Linked DNA regions of Homo sapiens: all the other regions are linked to region 2. The links are chromatin contacts, found by Hi-C or POLR2A ChIA-PET in ENCODE. All regions are on one chromosome and are shown on one strand. Each heading gives the region's core, a stretch centred on a gene start or an enhancer-like site at or near the end of the contact. The rest is flanking DNA. Distances are from core to core; before and after follow the strand shown.

What was found. A loop is a pair of places that touch in the nucleus more often than their neighbours do. ChIA-PET counts read pairs that join two places held with the same protein, here RNA polymerase II (POLR2A). Pooled maps may share reads with other maps.
Region 1: a loop to region 2 is called in a map of HCT116, with 15 times the contacts of the local background. The contact joins two enhancer-like sites. A Hi-C loop is called at or near these places in 4 of 168 maps with a recorded cell type or tissue (GM12878, HCT116, IMR-90 and 1 more), 2 of 37 single-sample maps with no recorded cell type and 11 of 50 pooled maps.
Region 3: a map with no recorded cell type shows a loop between it and region 2 (5-fold over the local background). The contact joins the promoter of KIAA1217 here to the enhancer-like site in region 2. A Hi-C loop is called at or near these places in 1 of 37 single-sample maps with no recorded cell type and 3 of 50 pooled maps. POLR2A ChIA-PET finds 5 or more read pairs at or near these places in 1 of 52 experiments (activated T-cell).

Annotation. Positions count from the first base shown.
Region 1 is chr10:21,987,939-21,991,368 of GRCh38, reverse strand. The region is part of intron 1 of DNAJC1 (DnaJ heat shock protein family (Hsp40) member C1); the gene reads left to right. Among named protein-coding and RNA genes, the nearest start is that of DNAJC1, 14 kb to the left of the region's middle. RefSeq lists an enhancer at 1,675-1,824. Within about 2 kb of position 1,833, at least 5 of the 41 ENCODE cell types and tissues checked have a DNase peak (open chromatin) inside an H3K27ac peak, as active enhancers do.
Region 2 is chr10:23,157,049-23,160,207 of GRCh38, reverse strand. No RefSeq gene overlaps it. Among named protein-coding and RNA genes, the nearest start is that of PTF1A, 34 kb to the left of the region's middle. RefSeq lists an enhancer at 2,734-2,923. Within about 2 kb of position 1,652, at least 2 of the 41 ENCODE cell types and tissues checked have a DNase peak (open chromatin) inside an H3K27ac peak, as active enhancers do.
Region 3 is chr10:24,207,532-24,210,610 of GRCh38, reverse strand. KIAA1217 reads right to left here and starts at 1,473. Exons shown (of 21, transcript NM_019590.5): 1 at 1,348-1,473. The coding sequence starts at 1,417. RefSeq lists enhancers at 655-714, 88-1,287 and a silencer at 1,005-1,054.

The sequences.
Region 1 (3,430 bases), core at 584-3,083, 1.2 Mb after region 2:
GTTTCAGGTAATCACTTTAATTAAAGTTGGTCATTTACTTTTGCTAGCTCATCTATTATATTTTATAATTCTTTAAGTGTTATTTATTAACAGTATATTAGGTCGTTAGTGATATTTTGACCAGGAAATCACTGGAGTTCCTATTTTGTAGTTTTAGCTTTCAGGGTGCCCATTCTCCCTATTCTGAAACTCATACATCTTATATATTGCTAGCTATGAAATATTCACTATATTCTTTCCTGTCATCTATTTTGATTATTATAGTATCTTTAATTAAATGATTTAGAATAGAGATTGCTAGGTGCATTTCTATTTGTGTGCCAATCTGTTGGCTCTTTATAATACCAATCAGGGATTCTAACATCACCCTTTTTTACTAGCTGCCTCTGCTACCTTTTCATAACTCCTAATGAGTACACCTTTACTTTGAACTGAATGATTAATTAACGATCTTTTTGCCTTTACCTTTTGTAATTTCATAAATAGCTGAGAAAAAGAAGTAGATTTTACTGTTGACAGTTCTTACACATACTTAGCTCCTGTTATTTCAAATGGACTTGGTACATCCAGGAAATTGTACTGGTGTCCAAGATCTTAAACATTCTATGCTGAGGGAAAAACAACAACAAAACAAAAATTTTAAAACTGACAATAGAGTCCTGAAGTTGGTGGAGACCTCACGAGTTTCTCTTTCCTTATATAGGAGTCTCTTCTGTAGCACTCCCAGCAGATGGTCTTCTAGCCTGTTTGATGGTGTCTAACCATAGGGATTATGAAACAACCTGTTAAGTTTTTGTATAATACTACTCAGTGGAAATTTTATTCTTAAAGCCCAAATCATAATTCTTATCTACTTTCAACATGCTCACTGTCTTCTGGAGTACCCCTGAACATATACTTCTTCTAAATAATTTTTCTTTGTGCCTTAAAATAAAATGCACAAGGGAAATAATTATTTGTTGATTTTCTCCACACAGTAAGGCCTTTTTTTAAAAAAAATACATCCAAACTGAGGGGGCTACTTGTTTTCATTGTCTTTAGATATGTACCAAGGCCACCCTAAAGAAGATGCAAGCCACCATAGTTACAGTTGTCTTGGCACTGTATTAGGCATGATTTGTGGTTACTATATACAATTCCCAGGGTTTATCAAAGTCAGCAATAGGAAATTTATGGAAGATTGAAAAATAAGATGATTTCTTGTATGCCATCTTTGATAATAGAGGCCACAGAATAAACTTAATTAAAAATGTAGCCAGAAATTGCTATAGACTCTTGAAGCAGCACCCCGTGTATAGTTGTGCAGTTTGTGTATCTGCTTCAAACCTGTCATTGTGTTATAAAAATGTTTTAGACTTTGGCATTGTTAAGAATTGCACATAGGTGGTTAAACTGTGAAGTAAATAATTTCTCTTTGATAATTGAAATATTATGTTTCTGCGAGTGGAATTTTAATTTTCAGGCCCATCTTGAGTGTGAGTTTCTCTCTCCTCTCTCTTCACCTCTCCCTAGTGGCTTTATAGATGTTTTTACTCTTTTCTCTGAGACACCTAGGCAAGAACTAGGTCTTATATAGGTGGCTTAGGGCTCCCTCCTGAGGTTACATTGGGGCCATTGCAGATCCAGATACCAAGCCTGCAGGTCCCTTGGCCTGGTCTGGACTGTGGGGCTAAAACCATTGCCTCTTAACATCTCAGATACATAATGTTTTGTAAGTTGTAGCCTCAGGCAGTGTCCTTCTCACTTTCGCATTTTTTTTTCCCCACAGGCGGTGGATTGCCACTGCATCCCCTGATTTCAAGCAGCAAGCCTGGCTGTGATCCCAGGCCTTGGTAGAGTACTTTCAGTCCTCATCACTCTATGGGAGTCAGACTTCTGGTTTCGTCTGCCTACTTGTAGTCATGGAGCCCAGGAGGCTTATAGCTTAACCTCTGTTTATGGCTACAGGTTTTCTTTTGTTTTTGTCTACAGAGATGCTTAACAAGTTTTTGATCATGGCTATATGTTTATAATTTTCTCTCTTTAAATTTTAACATTGGTATATGTTTGGAATGGGGTTTCGGAGGAAGTCCCTCAAATACTTAGAGTGCAGTTTTCATGTTGGAACATTTTTAAAAGCTACATTTATTTTATAATATTATTTTTTAATGTTCATTTTCTTATTATCTGAGAACCTTTTGCCACTTATCATCCAGAACTATGGTCAGGTTGTTTATTCACAGTAATTTAAGAGGCTATTAGGCATTGAAAGAGACAGTCTACCATTCCATCCCTGTTCCTTTCTAGCAACTGTTCCCAGACTTTATTCAAGTCTGGGGGTAAAACAGTCAAGTAGCATTTCTAAAATAATCAAATCCCACGAGGTTTTGAATATAGTGATAAATAAGTCCATTATCTCAGAATGACATATATGTCCCTGTTATTGGAGATACCCAGAGGAGAGTCCTGAACTGTCGTGAAACTATTTAGAAAAATTTGCCAGGTGGGAAAAGAGATATTGAATCTTAGGTGCGTGTCAGAAAAACATGGGCTAGAGAAAATTAATCCTCCTAAAGTTAAATTATATGCAGATAATTTCATGTTGACCCTTTATAAATATATTTCACTCACAAACCTCTGAAGAAGACTTTCTGGGGTAAATAACATTTGTTTTCTTATAATCAGTCTTCAGAGATTCACAAAAGAAAACATAGGACAATGAGGCTAACCCTCACTAAAGACTGTTTTAATAATCAACTTAATGGACAATACTAAAATTTTAGAATTCATTGGATATTAGCTTCATAGAATTAAGCGTGATCCTTAATTGAAGCTTTAAGCAGTTTATAGAGTACACATTTGGAACATACTTTAAATGATATATTTTTAAGGAAAGAAATATGTAATTCAAATTTATAAGAGAAGATAAAGGGCCCTTTCATTTTGGAATCGTAGGATTTAGTCAGTTTTTGTATAATTTGAGGAGCACATCGATTTTTTAATTATTATTATATGCCTTTAATATTGAGTTGTTAATCTAAGAGGTCTTTTGAGGGTAACAACATGGAAAAGAACAGTAGTGTAATGATCTTTTAAAAAGACATTTTTACTTATAGGCAGCTGATGCCTTTCTAACATGGATAACAATACTCTGTACCAGTCCTCTGTGTTTTTGTGACACAATAGAATATGCACAGCTACTTAGATTATGTTAAGAAATTTTGATAATAAAGCCTGCTTTTCATGTTTGTTAATTCATTAGTTCTTTTTACAGTATTACTGTAAAATAGTAAAGAATGAGAAATAAATTCTAATAATAAGGAGTGTATTTGAGTAAATTATGACACATTCTTGGTGTGCTGTGAAATCAGTAGTAATATATGTGAAAACTACATAGCAACATGGAAAATACATACAATGTTAGTGAAAAAAAGCCAAATATCAAGTTGTA
Region 2 (3,159 bases), core at 403-2,902:
TTATTTATTATTTTACACCTTGTTCATAAAGATATCATTTATCCATAACATTGAATTACTCCTAGTGTGTGCATTGCATCCTGCTTGGTTCTGGGGCTAGGGAGAGTATTAAGACAAAATTCTTTTCTCAAGGAACTGACAGTTTAATAGGAAAGTCAGATTAAAAATAACTATGGAATTGAATTGGAGCTATAATATATTACAAAGTGTGTGCCACATAAGAGGAAAGATGTATTAGCCCCTCAGGTTGTGGGTAGAAAGGTAAGAGTGTCAAGAAAGAGGTTGGATTTTTTTTCTTTTTTTTTTTTTTTTTGAGACAGGGTCTCACTCTGTCACCCAGGCTGTAGTGCAGTGGCACGATCTCGGCTCACTGCAACCTCCACCTCCCAGGTTCAAGCGATTCTCCCACCTCAATCCCAGTTACCTCCCGAGTAACTGGGATTACAGGCACGCACCACCACGCCCAGCTAATTTTTGTATCTTCAGTAGAGACAGGGTTTCACCATGTTGGTCAGGCTGGTCTCGAACTCCTGGCCTCAGCCTGCAAAAGTGCTGGGAATACAGGCTTGAGCCACGGCGCCCAGCCAAGGATGGATATTTTAAGAACGTGGCTGAAATTCAGATACACCATTTTCCCAGCAGATCCTGGCCTTCAGAATGCCAATAATGGCAAATGCCAGTGGGCAAATGCTGTTGATCTGAACAGAGGGTCTCATAGGTCTGAAGCAGCACAGAACCAGGGAGGATGTGTTCGTCTAGAAACTTCCTAGCAGAGCTAACCCCCATCACAGCATAAGAAGAAACAGTCGGGCGCAGTGTCTCACGCCTGTAATCCCAGCACTTTGGGAGGCCGAGGTGGGCGAATCACAAGGTCAGGAGATCGAGACCAGCCTGGCTAACATGGTGAAACCCCGTCTCTACTAAAAATACAAAAAAATTAGCCGGGCGTGTTGGCAGGCGCCTGTGGTCCCAGCTACTCGTGGTCCCAGCTACTCGCAGTCCCAGCTACTCGGGAGGCTGAGGCAGGAGAATGGCGTGAACCCGGGAGGCGGAGCTTGCAGTGAGCCGAGATCGCGCCACTGCACTCCAGCCTGGGCGACAGAGCCAGACTCCGTCTCAAAAAAATAAATAAATAAATAAATAAAAATAAAAAATGAAAGAAGAAACAGTCACTGTCAAGGCTCCTTTGAAAGCAGATGCTTGAAATGTTCGTTGAAAATAGGAGAAAAGTGATCTGTTCAGTTGGGTAAGTTGTTTAGAATCCTAATTGGTTCTCGAATTCTCTCCCATCCCCTGGCAGGTCACTGTACTTGACCGGATTTTTTTCTCACTGTGTGTCCGCCGTTTCACTTTTTTTCCTAAGCCAAGATCTCTTTAATTATTCTATTCCCTATTAAGTGGGCAATTTTCACACTGTTAAAATACCTCGCCACAGCAGTATTATTTGTTTGTTCATAGTCTGTGGGCTAAGAAAATACGGAATGTGCATTTCTGGTGCTAGGATTACTTCTAATTTTTTAAGTGTCTCGGGTGGTGGGAGGGGAGGGAAGGGTGTTCAATGGGTTTGATTAAGCAGCTTCCCAAAGAGGAAAAGCAAAGCAGCAGTGAATGAAGGGTTCTAAAGCAGTCATTTGGCTCCCTCTGGTGGGCTCTTGCAGAACTCATCCCCCCCTCATAAACAATCCTGTCGCGCATCAACTCACTTATTTGGAAAATAGAAAAATGCAACGAAACAGTCTGTTAACACAAATCCTTGGCTAAATTCCAAGGATGAAGGAATTGACTGAGGACTTTAGGTCAATTTAGGCAGAGCTAAAGCAAAATTCAAGAGATACAATTGATTCAGTTCCACTCTATGCAAAATAGATATGGCATTTTAGCAATATTTGTATATTAATTTTGGTAGCTACCATTTTTCTTCCATAGTGCCTTAGTCTACAACACAAAGTCCATTCAATACATGTCAGGATCTTGCCTTCCCCCACCACCCCCCACAATTGCTCAAAAGACTTGTAAAGGTGAAGGTCGCCCTCTAATGGTTTGGATGAGTCACACATGTGAAATTTTTTGTCTTAGTTTAGACACCTCAAACAGAATCTACCGTTTAGAATTCGAGAACCCTCCTCCCACCGCTAATATTAGTTGCACATTTCTAGTTGGTTGATAAGGGATATTTAATAATTTTAAAACCACATTAAGTTAATGCATACTTTGCATTCCAACTCTGTGTGTGTGTGCGCGCGCGTGTGTGTGAAATTTCTAAACTACAGCTGGTCGGTGGGGTATGGATCACTGAGGTTTACCTGCCCTTGCTGTGGGAGGCGACAGGGGCTTTGCAGCTCAGCCCTGTCCTGACACAAGAATGCTGTGCCTCTCAGGTGTCTAGGGAGCCCACCCCCTGGACAACAGAAGCAAGTGTAGCAAGATCCCCCAAAGCTCCTGGGTGCTTATTTCCACCTGCGGGACCCTCTTCAGCCCCCAGGACTCTGCCCTCCCCGGTTGACCAGAGGACATTTCCTGCCTGCCTTTTTACGACGCTGCATAATTAATTACACGGGACCATCCGGTGCCTGGAGCTCACCGCTCATTATGATGACAGAGTCATGGGCCGTCAGGCAGGGGCATTTGTTTTTGGACGCACTTGGCTGCCCATAGTCCTTGACTCTAGTGTGCTTAGTGTGGCGGTGCAGTGAGGGCGTTCAGAGGCTGAGTTCTGCTGATTGCAGCAAGATGGACCATTCGCATCAGCTCAAGGTCATCTCGTGGGTGACCTCGCAAACCCAACCACCTGAGAGTTGGTCGCTCACGTTTAATGTAGTTCTTCCATTTTTAAAAATGTTTTGAAAGTACCTATCATGCACAAGGCCTTGTGCTGGACACTGCAGGAAGTTAAGATCAGTAAAAAGTCCCTAGTGGTAAGGAGTTTCCTTTCTAGTCTGGTAGAGAAGACAGGTTGTGCATTAAAGGCAAAATCCTTTGATCCACACAAAAGAAGTGCGCAGACCTGCACAGCACTGCTGTTTTGCTGTATTGAATTGTTCACAGGCCTGTGATTCCTAAATGAAAGATATTTTAATAGCTAGTTGGTTTCTTTCCCTTTCTTTCTCTCCCCTCATCCCTCCCTGCTTCCTTTCTATTTTTCTTCCTCCCTCTTTTCCT
Region 3 (3,079 bases), core at 224-2,723, 1.1 Mb before region 2:
TGCCCTGATTGTTGGAAAGTCATTTCTTAAATGGATCCCTTTCTAATGGCCCCTCTAGAATCTGAGTCATCTCTTTCAGGACAGGCCCAGAGGTTGAATTCCTGAAGTAGGATCCTGTCCTAGAAAATGGGGGTGGGGGGTTGCGGGGGTCAGGGGGACGAGGTAGCCTTATCTTCCACTGGATGCCACTGACCCCGGTAGCCTGAAGGAGAGTGCTGTGCTTTGGCAGCACGAAGGCAGACACTTCGACAGATGACTGTTCAGACTCAGGGATTCTCCAGCCATTACAAAACTTCAAGTTTTCTGCATTTCACTGGGGGATTTCTATCTCTTGTCATTGTAAGTTCTCCTGACTGGCTTAGCTTTGCATTTTCAGCGTGGATGAGTCATGTGTTACTTCCCTTTCACATTTTCATAAAACACACACCTTTTCCCCTGTGCATAATCCCTACTCCCACGCACAGCACTGCACTCCCGCACGTCTTTTTGTTGTGTACTGGCCCCTGCATGAACCTGAGGGAGGGTGGGGCGGGTGGTCCAGGGCTGTGTGGTTTATGAACATGCTGCCTATAGGATCCCACAGAATCAGCTCTTGGCATCACAGGCATCAGATGCCAGAGAGCAGGGACCTCCTCTGGCCACCCAACCCGGTGCGAAATTTCTTTGGAACAACATAAGCTTCTGGAAATTCCCTACGGAAAAGACAAGTCTATTATAAACACAATTAAAGGGAAACTGCCTGGAGAAAATTTACCAAAATTGTCCAACAACTCCCAAGTTTTGAATTAAAACATAAAAGAAGATCCAGAGTTCTATCTATCACCCAGATGCTCAAGCCCTCCCCTGCTGCTCGGATCTGTAAAATAAAACATGCCTGGTTTCTGTGATTTAACTCTAAAATTCTGCACAAACTTTGCAGCCAGCATGCATCTGCCACATGGAATCCCCCAACCAATGAATGGAAGCTGCGGTCCTAGAGACAGTTTCACAAAAACAGCTCCTTTCTCCCGTGGCTGGAGCCCCGGGGGGAAATGATTAAAAGCTGCTTAGTGATTTATTTGTCATTGCTTAGAGATACAGCTCATGCTGATGGCTCACTGCACTACAAATGTGACATCACCCCACCACCTCTTTTGCTGCTTAAGAAAATCGTGCCAGAGATAAAGTCAAGCCTAAGAAATCACAGTTCTCTATGCTCTACTCAGTTTGGAAAATGTACCATCCCAAGAAATTGCCTTTTTTTTTTTTTTCCTTTGCCGGGTCCCAGAGCTGCAGTTTATAAAAAGCAGCAAGCGGCAAGGGGCACGCGTCCCTGTAACTCCATCTTTGAATGGGTCTGTTACTTACCCTGCATCTGTCTTCTGTCTGCTGAGTAAGGAAGGCACGGCTCACATTTCTGGCTTTCATTTTCTTCCATTGTCTCTGCCTGCCGCAAAAGCTCCTCGCTCTCTGGAAACTTCAGAGCGCAGTTCTAAAAGCTCCCAGAAAGCGCCTGGGAGGGGGCCCGGGGCTGGGGAGGAGGGGACGGTGCGAAACCCCACCCCAAACTATTTTCCACTCCGGTGCAAAGTCTCCCTCGCCCGAGAAAACTGCATTCCAGCGCGGGGCCTCTTGGATCTCCCCTGCCCCTGGCCCTCCGTCCCTAGGTCTGTCCGTCCGTCCGTCCGTCCGTCCTCAGGCGCGCTCTCCGGGGACTGGGGGCTGGGCTCTGCCAGGGCAGGGCGATGCGGGGGTGTGGGGGGGAGGCCTCAACAGGTGACGGCCTCTCCTACCCACAACTGGGCCTGCCTGGTTCCACTGCTGCAAACCACCGAGGCTCTGCAGCCGAGGAAGGAAAACATTTCACACATGATTAAGGCCGAGAGCCTTCGCTGGGAGCCAGTGCCCTCATCTCTTTAATCTCAGAGGCAGAGTGAGCCTCCCAAATCGGGTGATCCACATATTAAAAAACAGCAACCTGTTGAACCTCCCAAATTTCAGTGAACTCCCTTAAAAAAAAATCCCAAACAATTTGAAAGAAAGAGTATATGCTGAGTGTTGTAAGTAAGCACTTTCCGGCACTAACTTTTTAGGGCCCGATTAACATCTATGAAGAGGTATAGCGTCATTTGCACACAGTCGATTTCAATCACTTAATCTGGACTTTTTAAAAAAAAGTTTCTACGTACTTGCTCACTTTCTCAGACTCCTCCCTCCCCCAACACACTTACACACACACACACACACACACACACACCCAGCCCTTAATCACAAATCTGAAAGGTAAACTAGTAAAGTCAATCTTCTGAAGCTCTCCCAGTTAACGACTCCAAAAATCTGAAAGACAGTGAAAATGCATTTCTTTGGACAGGCAGAGTTACAACCAACATACTTCTCCTTTTAAACCACCTACAAATATTTATTTTGTTCTTTACCCAGTCCTTGAAAAACTGGCAGAGTTCCCAGAGAGTGAAAATAGGAGGCATGATGTCCGAAAAAAAAAAAAAAAAGAGGATGGGAAAATAATTTAGGCAACATTAGCTCTGCGATGTCAGATATCTCAGAGTAACACAGTAGCTAGGAGGAAGAGCGCGATTTTGTAACCTGTAGTAGCCCCGTCACAGGAGGGGTAAAAAAGGACAATGGTTAGTCTGGTGACCATACTTTGCCCCAGTTTACAGGGCATTCCAGCAAGGTTTGAGATTGATTTAGATCAAGAATGTGTGCTGAACAATGGCCAGCCTATGTTCCAGATTGTGACCTCGAGTGACCTGTGTGTTTTGGCAGTGGGGGTGACGTATTTTGGCCATTTAAGACATAAGGATGTGGAAGCACCTAACAGACAAAGGATGTAGGCCAAAAGGAAAGGAGACATACCAGGAAGTGAGTTACACTCACGTCAGGAGGGGAAGAAGAGAGCCCCTCAATTCTTAACGGGATTTTTCTTGAAATCCAAGAAGACGCGGTGAATCTTTCAAAAAATTAAAGCAGTGCCTCGGCAGCCTGAATAGAGGCAGTGGGATTTGCAGGGCAGATAACTTAAGGTCTCTATGACTTTGCAACAGAATTACCTGGCAATCTTGCTTTAAGGAGGAACTAA